2 separate regions of the Homo sapiens genome follow, and region 1 is linked to region 2. Evidence: chromatin contacts called from ENCODE Hi-C or POLR2A ChIA-PET data. All regions are on one chromosome and are shown on one strand. The core of a region is the stretch at or near the end of the contact, and the rest is flanking DNA. Distances in the headings are between cores, read along the strand shown.

Region 1 (4,459 bases), core at 406-2,905, 590 kb after region 2:
CCATTGCACTCCAGCCTGAGCAACAAGAGCGAAACTCCATCTCAAAAAAAAAAAAAAGAAAAATGAAGCAGCACCATAGATAGATGAATTCTCCAAGATATGTTCTTTGACTATAAATCGACTCTAGTTTCCAAAGTGTAATGTACAAAGACATTTATAACAGCATTTGTTTAAAAAGAAATGAAAGCATATATGCATATATGTATATATGAATATGTGTATAGGCATATATACAAAAAGGAATGAAAGCATATTATACAAATGAGGAAGAGGAAATATACGGTTCTCTAATGGTAGATTATCTCTGGAAGGAGAGCAGAGAAGCTGGTAGTGTTGTTCTGGGGAGTAGGAGTGAGGTTCGGGAGTGAAAGGAAGAGTTAATTTTTGACTGACTAAAATAATTTGATTCATACATGTATTTTGTCTATTTGGCCACATGAAAATGTAAATAACAGCATGAGCAGAAATGACAGCTATGGAAATGATTCTCCACCTTGGGGGAAATGGCAAGTGAACCAACCTTGACCTTGGTCAGATTTGGGAAAGAGCTGAGGGTGGCAGTGCAAGCAGAGGGTGCTCTGTGATGAAAAGCCTGGGGCAGGAGTCGTTATGGGAGATGGGTCCCGAGGGACTGGTGGGGCCAGGGCAGGGAGAGCTACCTCCTGCTCTGGGAGTCCACAGAGGCTGCATGCTGGGAGCTCCTGGGGTGCTCACCTGGTCCTCCTTGTCCAGCACTCAGATGCGCAGGTCAAATGATTGGCCACCCTCAAAGGGCATATTGTCAGATTTCACCTCACACTTCCAGACCCCCCACTCATGGCTGTTCATGGCCACACAATGACCAAAGTGCACTCGGAAATGGAAAGCGATGTCTGAGTCCTCATCCATCCCGGTGTGGAAATCCACCTGCAGCTGTGGCTCCTTGCTGAGGGCAAAGCACACGGTGTGTTGGGCAGGTCCTTCCCTTGTGGGGCACACACTTACACCAACACAAATTCCCTCCCCACTCAGAATCTCTGAGAGAGAGACAGGGGCATCAGTAGATGTCATTCCCCTGTGATTTCAATGTGCAGACAGGATGGAGAACCAGCGGGTTAGAATAATTTGTCACAGAATTGATGGTATTATGTGGCAGATACCCTTTTTCACAAGAGGTATTAGGAGGATTTGGGGAAATGCTTATATGAGTGTAGCCTAATTTTACTGGCCCAGCCCCATGAAGAAGCCCACCTTCATTTTCTTCAGTGAAGTATAAAGGGGAAAAGAAAGATACAGAGACCAAATTTCTTATTTATTAAAAGTCAGAACCTGGGCAACATGGCAAAACCCCATCTCTACAAAATATACCAAAAACAAAAAAAATTAGCCAGGCATGGTGGCATATGCCTATTGTCCCAACTACTCAGGAGGCGGAGGTAGGAGGATCAGTGGAGCCCAGGAGGTCGAAGCTGCAGTGAGACATGATTGCACCAGCCTGGGTGACAGAACAAGACCTTGTCTCAAAGGGAAAAAAAAGAGAAGTCAGTATTCGTAGACTTACAGGAAACCACAGTTTCAGTTCTGGAGAGACCTCTAGAAATAGTCCATCTCCTCAAAATATACACAAAATTTCAGAGGAGACATCAACTCAACAAGTTAACAATAGAGGAAGTACTTAGTAAGTTGCTCTGACAGGGTCCCAAAAGAACACTCAAAAGGGCCAGGCACGGTGGCTCACACCTGTAATCCCAGCACTTTGGGAGGCCAAAGGTGGGCGGATCACCTGAGGTCAGGAGTTCGAGACCAGCTTGACCAAGATAGTGAAACCCACCTCTACTGAAAATACAAAAATTAGCCAGCATGGTGGCGAGAGCCTGTAATCCCAGCTACTTGTGAGGCTGAGGCAGGAAAATCGCTTGAACCTGGGAGGTGGAGGTTGTAGTGAGCCGAGATCGCACCATTGCACTCCAGCCTGGGCGACAGAGCAAGACTCCATCTCAAAAAAAAGAACACTCATAAGAGACAAATGGTGGATGACAACTTTGATAGACAACTTCGATAGAATTTTTCACATTAACAATCTCAGAAGGCCGCCCCTGATGGCTCACGCCTGTAATCCCAACACTTTCGGGGGCCAAGGCAGGTGGATCTCTTGAGCCCAGGAGTTCAAGACCAGCCTGGACAACATGGTGAAACCCCGTCTCTACAAAAATTAGCCGGGCATGGTGGCATGCATTTGTAATCCTAGCTATTCGTGAGGCTGAGGCAGGGGGATAGCTTGAGCCCAGGAGGCAAAGGTTGCCGTGAGCCGAGATCGTGCCACTGCACTCCAGCCTGAGCGACAGAGCCAGGCCTTATTTCAAAAAAAAAAGAGGAAAAAAAAAGAAAAAAAAAACACTATCTCAGAAGAGATAGCAAATCTGGGTAAGTCTTTAGAACTTGTTTCTATCAAGATTTTGACTTGGCTGCCCTCTAGTGGGCAGAAGCCTGACCCGACAGTAAGGAGAGAGAAAACGGTGGGCTCCACTTTCCCCAGTGTTCCCAGCTGGAGTGTGGATTCTGCACAACCGTTACCAGGATGCTCTGAGTCCTGGCCTCTTTTTTTTTTTTTTTTTTTTTTTTGACAGGTGGAATCTCACTCTGCCACCCAGGCTGGAGTGCAGTGGCCCGGTCTTGGCTCACTGCAACCTCCGCCTCCCGGGTTCAAGCAATTCTCCTGCCTCAGCCTCCGGAGTAGTTGGGATTACAGGCATGTGCCACCACGCCCAGCTAATTTTTTTTTCTACTTTTAATAGAGATAGGGTTTCACCATGTTGGCCAGACTGATCTCAAACTCCTGACTTCAAGTGATCCACCTGCCTTGGCCTCCCAAACTGCTGGGATTACAGGCGTGAGCCACTGCGCCTGGCTGAGTCCTGGCCTCTACTTAGAGGTTTATGTGCAAATGTTTATTTCCAGAAATTGTTTGCAGCAGTGACTTAGGGGAAAGGACAGTTTAATCATAAGGAAGCAATCAGACGCCAGGCGCCGTGGCTTACGCCTGTAATCCCAACACTTTGGAAGGCTGAAGCGGGCGGATCACCTGAGGTCGCCAGTTTGAGACCAGCCTGACCAACATGGAGAAACCCCGTCTCTACTAAAAATACAAAAAATTAGCTAGGCATGGTGGTGCATGCCTGTAATCCCAGCTACTCGGGAGGCTGAGGCAGGAGAATCGCTTGAAGCTGGGAGGTGGAGGTTGCAGTGAGCGAGATCATGCCATTGCACTCCAGCTTGGGCAACAAGAGCAAAACTCCGTCTCAAAAAAAAAAAAAGAAAAAACAATCAGACAATCCCAGAAGTATGGGATGTTATACAAAACAACTGGCCTGGACTACGCAAAAACTCAGTGTCAAGATAGCCACAAAAAAGGAGAGGAGGCCGAGCACAGTGGCTCACACTTGTAATTCTAGCACCTTAAAGGCCAAAGCAGGCAGACTGCAGACTGGGGGAGGATTGCCAAAGGCCAAGAGTTCAAAAACAGCCTGGGAAACATATCAAGATTATCTCTACTAAAAAAAAAAAATTAATTAGCCGGGCATGGTGGCACCCACTTGTAGTCCTGGCTACTTGGTAGGCTCAGGTGGGAGTGTCGCCAGATTGAGGCTGCAGTGAGCCATGATTGTGCCTTTGCACTCCAGACCAGGAGACAGCAAGACATCATCTCGAAAACAAAACCAAAAGAAAAACAATCGCAAGATGGGCATTGGTTAGATCAGATCTCTTCCACTGTTATAATTTTCTCACTGTTATCATTCATGCAAAAGTGGTTTCAAACCTAAGCGTAAAAATGAACCATTTTTCCTGTATCTTTGAGTCTTCAATCTGAAAGTGCTTGTGTATACATGTTAAATAAATTTGTATGCCTTTTCTCCAATTAATCTGCCCTTTGCAAATTGATTTGTCAGCAACCTTGAGAGGACCAAAGCCCTTGGCCCCTACAAGGGATTTAATTGGCTTTTATTTTATTTTATTTTATTTTATTATTTTTCTTCTGGAAGTTGGCTGCCTTTCTAATTAAAAAAAAATACCATAGGTAATTCTTTTCTTTTTTATTTATTTTTTTAAATAATAAGGACAAGGTCTTGCTATCTTGCCCAAGCCAGTCTCAGACTCCTGGGTTCAAGCAATCTGCCACCTCAGCCTCTCAAAGTGCTGGAATTACAGGTGTGAGCCACCGTACCCAGCCAACTTATTCCTTTTATTTGTCATCCTTATGTAGTAGCTGAGACCACACAGGTGTGCACCACCATGCCTGGCTAATTTTTGTGTGTTTTTGTAGAAACAGAGTCTGGCTGTGTAGCCCAGGTGGGTCTCAAATTCCTGGCTTCAAAGAGTCTCCTGCCTCAGCCTCCCAAAGTGCCAGAATTACAGGCATGAGCCCCTGCGCCCTGCCTGTTTAACACCTTTTCAAATCACCTTATTTGAGGTGGTATTTATT
Region 2 (4,578 bases), core at 938-3,437:
CCTCCTGAGTAGCTGGGATTGCAGGTGCTCACCATTACGTCTGGCTAATTTTTATATTTTTAGTGGAGATGGGGTTTTGTCATGTTGGCTAGGCTGGTCTTGAACTCCTGACCTCAGGTGATCCACCCGCCTTGGTCTTCCTAAGTGCTGGAATTACAGGCATGAGCCACCTCACCCAGCCGAGGGCCACTTTTGGAGAAGGAGGAGGGGGCCACGAGCCAGGGGATACGGGTGGCTAAAAAGACAAGGACATAAGGTCTTCCCTCAGTGCCTCCAGAAAGAATCAGCCCTGCCAACCACTTGACTTTAGCCCAGGGAAGCTGATTGCTGGCTTCTGACCTCCAGAACTGTAAGAGAATAAATCTGTGTTATTTCCTTTCTTTTCTCTTTCTTGTTTGCTTGCCCAGGGAAGCTGATTGTTGGCTTCTGACCTCCAGAACAGTAAGAGAATAAACTTCCTAACTTCCTTCCTTCCTTCCTTCCTTCCTTCCTTCCTTCCTTCCTTCCTTCCTTCCTCTCTTTCTCTCTCTCTCTCTCATTCTTTCTTTCGTCTCAAATCCCTGGGCTCAAGTGATCCACCCACCTCAGCCTCCCAAAGTGCTGGGATTATAGGTGCGAGCCACCTTGCCCAGCCAATCTGTGTTGATTTGGGGTTTGTGGGAGTTTTGCAGCATGGCCACTCAGTATGGAGTGCTTGGATCTGAGCTTCTCTGGTCCCTTGGCCTAGTAAGGCTCAAGATAGCTTTGCCCTGTCCTAAGTGTCTTACTTCTGTTAAAACAGTTTATTCTCATGACAACCTCTAGGAGGTAGGCATTGTCATATCTCAGTTTTATGTGTGTGGTCACAGAATCAGAGAGGTTAAGTGATTTGATTAAGGTCACGCAGCTAGTAAGTGAGGGAGCCAGAATATAAATCTAGACCATTTGAATCTGGATCAGAAGTTCTCCACGTTTGATCTCACTATAATCTTGTAAGTGAGCCGGGTGTGAAGGCTCACCTGGTACCTGTAATCCCAGCACCTTGGGAGGCCAAGGCAGGAGGATCACTTGAGCCCAGGAGTTCAAGGTTGCAGTGAGCCGAGATCACACCACTGCACTTCAGCCTGGCCAACAGAGTGAGACCCTGTCTTTAAAAAAAAAAAAAAAAAAAAAAAAAAAGGCCAGGCTTGGTGGCTCACGCCTGTAATCCCAGCACTTTGGGAGGCTGAGGTGGGTGGATCAACTAGGTCAGGAGTTTGAGACCAGCCTGGCAAACATGGTGAAACCCCGTCTCTACTAAAAATAAAAATTAGCCGGGCATGGTGGCATGTGCCTGTAATCCCATCTACTTGGGAGGATGAGGCTGGATAATTGCTTGAACCTGGGAGGTGGAGGTTGTAGTGAGCCGAGATCAAGCCACTGCACTCTAGCCTGGGTGACAGAGCAAGACTCCATCTCGGGAAAAAAAAAAAAAAATTCTTGCAAGTGGAGAGAGAATTGCAACCTTTGTGGCACCTTTAGACACTTCCAAAGCGTTTGTGTTTCATAGAGAATGCTTTTCTTTTTGATGTAAGTCTATTTCTTAACACATTAGAAAGAAAGAGAGTTTCCCGTGGAGGAGCTTTGTCATTGTCAGGAAATGCTGCATTTCAAGTGGTTTCACAGCTAGCATAACGTTGTAAAAGCAAAAATATATTCAAATTTATTTGACATTGCAGAGGCCCAAAATGGTGCTGATCAAGATGTCTGGTACAGTTCTTTTCACAGGGTGCTCTGATTTCATCAGCCAGCATTCCTAATTTAAAATAAGGAAAACAAAGGCAAAGTCCCCAGCTTCCCAAATCTGTACGATTATTCCTTTGTTTTCAATTCTGTGATGGAGATGATTTTTTTTTTCCCCTGAAGAAACGCAGATCTCCTTATTGGTGGATCTTTTTCTCTGCAAGAGGCTTTGCTTCTAATTTATTAGGTATTGATTCATATAATAAAAATCTTCCTTTTAAAAAACAAAGTACTACATTTCTTTGTTAAAAAAAAAAAAAAAACCCCAGGAAGTTCTTAAAATAGGAGTTCCTGAAATTCAGCGAAACACACAAATTGTGTTATTTTAAGGCAAGCCACTTGTAACCACATGTAAGTCAAGAAATAGAATTTGCCAGCTGTTCATAAGCCTCTCCACGTGCCCTAGCCCAGGCGCCCAGGCCCAGCCCCTCCCTTCTCTCTACCAAAATTAACCCTCAGCCTGACTTTTTTTTTTTTTTTTTTTTAAGATAGAGTCTCACTCTGTCATCCAGGCTGGAGTGAGGTGGCATGAGCTCGGCTCACTGCTACCTCCACTTCCCAGGTTCAAGTGATTCTCATGCCTCAGCCTCACCAGTAGCGAGATTACAGATGTGCACCACCACACTCAGGTAATTTTTTTGTATTTTTAGTAGAGATGGGGTTTCGCCATGTTGACCAGGCTGATCTTGAATTCCTGACCTCAGGTGATCCGCCCGCCTGGACCTCCCAAAGTGCTGGGATTACAGGCGTGAGCCACCGTGCCTGGCCAGCCTGACTTTTATAGCAATCATCTCTGTGTTTCTTTATAGTAATTAGTTATCCAAATGTGTGTCCATAGTTTAGTTTTGCCCTTTACAACTTCTAAAATGTTATTATTATGCCTCTTTTTTCTTATTCAGAGAATGTTGAATTCTCAAAGAAAAAAAGAGAATTTTGAATTGTAGTGACATCAGCATACGTTTTGAAGTATGTGAATATATATGCATATCTGAATATATATGTGCATATATAAAATTTTAAAATATCAATACTATCACTAGTAATATGATGACTAAATATAGTTTAAGATTTTCTTATGGTGCTTTTTTTTCCAGGAGGATATACCCCATTAGGGATTTATGTCAAATTAATATATCTTAAATTACTTTAAGACATTGTTTTAGCCTGGGCAACATAATGAGACCCCATCTCTATAAAAAGTAAAAAATTAGCTGGGCGTGGTCACACACGTCTGCAGTCCCAGCTACTCTGGAGGTTGAGGTGGGAGGATCGCTTGAGCCCAGGAAGTGGAGGCTGCAGTGAGCTGTGATCATACCACTGCACTCCATCCTGGGTGACAGAACAAGACCCTGTCTCAAGAAAACAAAAAACCAAAACCATTGTTTTGTGGGTGATTGAGTCCCAATCGCAAAAATTGTTTTGACATTCCATTTACTTGGAAAATATAAACCAATGAACATATGTATTCATTTTCCTCTCTATTGAGCAAAAGGTACATCCTGTTCATACCAATTTGCACCTTGGTTTTTTCACTTAACTACATCTTGGAGGTGACTATATATGTGTGTACACATGGGCCGGGTGTGGTGGCTCACGCCTGTAATCCCAGGACCTTTGGGAGGCTGAGGTGGGCGGATCACTTGAGGTCAGGAGTTCAAGACCAGCCTGGTAAAAATGACAAAACCCCATCTTTACTAAAAATACAAAAATTAGCAGGGCGTCATGGTACGTGCCTGTAGTCCCAGCTACTAGGGAGGTTGAGGCAGGAGAATGGCTTGTATCCTGGGAGGTGCAAGTTACAGTGAGCTGAGATCGTGCCATTGCACTCCAGCCTGGGCGGCAGAGCAAGACTGTCTCAAAACAAAACAAAACAAACAAATAGTCAAAAAAACAAAACAAAAAAACACGTGTGTACACACTTGTACATACACACACATCACATATATATGTAATCTTAATATATCTTATTTTCACAGCTGTACAGTGCTCTGTATTTGTGGATATAGCATAGTTGAATTAAGCAGCACCCTCTTCATGGCTATTGCAATAGTTTCCAGTTTTTTGCTATCATGCGTAGGGCTCCAGTGAAGAGGCACGTTCATATGAAGTTTCCTATTTCTGTCTGTGTCTTTGGACCTAATTCCTAGAAGTAGGATTGCTGAGTCAAAGGGCAAATTCACTAGATATTGCCAAATTCTCCTCCATGGAGGTTTTATCTTTTTATATTCCATCAGTAAAATGGAAGAGTCCCTGTTTCCCCACAGCGTTGCCAACAAGAGGGCTGTCCAACATTTGGATTTTTGCTAATCTGTTAGGTGAGAAATAGGATCTCAGGGCAGTTTTAATTGTGTTTCTTTTATTATGAGTGAGGCTGAGCTTTAGTTTATTTTTTATTTTTTGAGACAGGCTCTTGCTTTGCCAGTCAGGCTGGAGTGGAGTGGCACAATCTCGGCTGGCTCATTGCCACCTTCGTCTCCCAGGCTCAAGCGATTCTCCTGCCTCAGCCTCCTGAGTAGCTGGGATTACAGGTGCATGCCACCATGCCTGGCTGCACCATGTTGCCTGGCTGCAACATGGCATGCACCATGCCATGTTGGCCAGGCTGGTCTTGAACTCCTGACCTCAGGTGATCTGCTTGCCTCAGCCTCTCAAAATTCTGGGATTACAGGTGTGATATTTTATTTTTTATTTTTTGAGACAGGGTCTTACTCGGTCACACAGGCTGGAGTGCAGTGGTGCAATCATAGCTCACTGCAGCCTTGAACTCCTGGGCTCCAGCAGTCCTCCCATCCTCCCACCTCAGCATCCCGAGTAGCT

Evidence for each region. Hi-C counts contacts between places; a loop is a spot of excess contacts on that map. ChIA-PET counts read pairs that join two places held with the same protein, here RNA polymerase II (POLR2A). Pooled maps may share reads with other maps.
Region 1: a pooled map shows a loop between it and region 2 (3-fold over the local background). The contact joins two enhancer-like sites. A Hi-C loop is called at or near these places in 2 of 50 pooled maps. POLR2A ChIA-PET finds 5 or more read pairs at or near these places in 2 of 52 experiments (A549 and Panc1).

Annotation. Positions count from the first base shown.
Region 1 is chr19:39,549,612-39,554,070 of GRCh38, reverse strand. It overlaps LOC105372399 (a long non-coding RNA gene), which reads right to left. Exons shown (of 3, transcript XR_935966.3): 2 at 715-925. Among named protein-coding and RNA genes, the nearest start is that of EID2, 12 kb to the right of the region's middle. RefSeq lists an enhancer at 1,364-1,453. Within about 2 kb of position 1,655, at least 2 of the 41 ENCODE cell types and tissues checked have a DNase peak (open chromatin) inside an H3K27ac peak, as active enhancers do.
Region 2 is chr19:40,141,405-40,145,982 of GRCh38, reverse strand. No RefSeq gene overlaps it. Among named protein-coding and RNA genes, the nearest start is that of MAP3K10, 48 kb to the left of the region's middle. RefSeq lists enhancers at 661-710, 1,331-1,480. Within about 2 kb of position 2,187, at least 7 of the 41 ENCODE cell types and tissues checked have a DNase peak (open chromatin) inside an H3K27ac peak, as active enhancers do.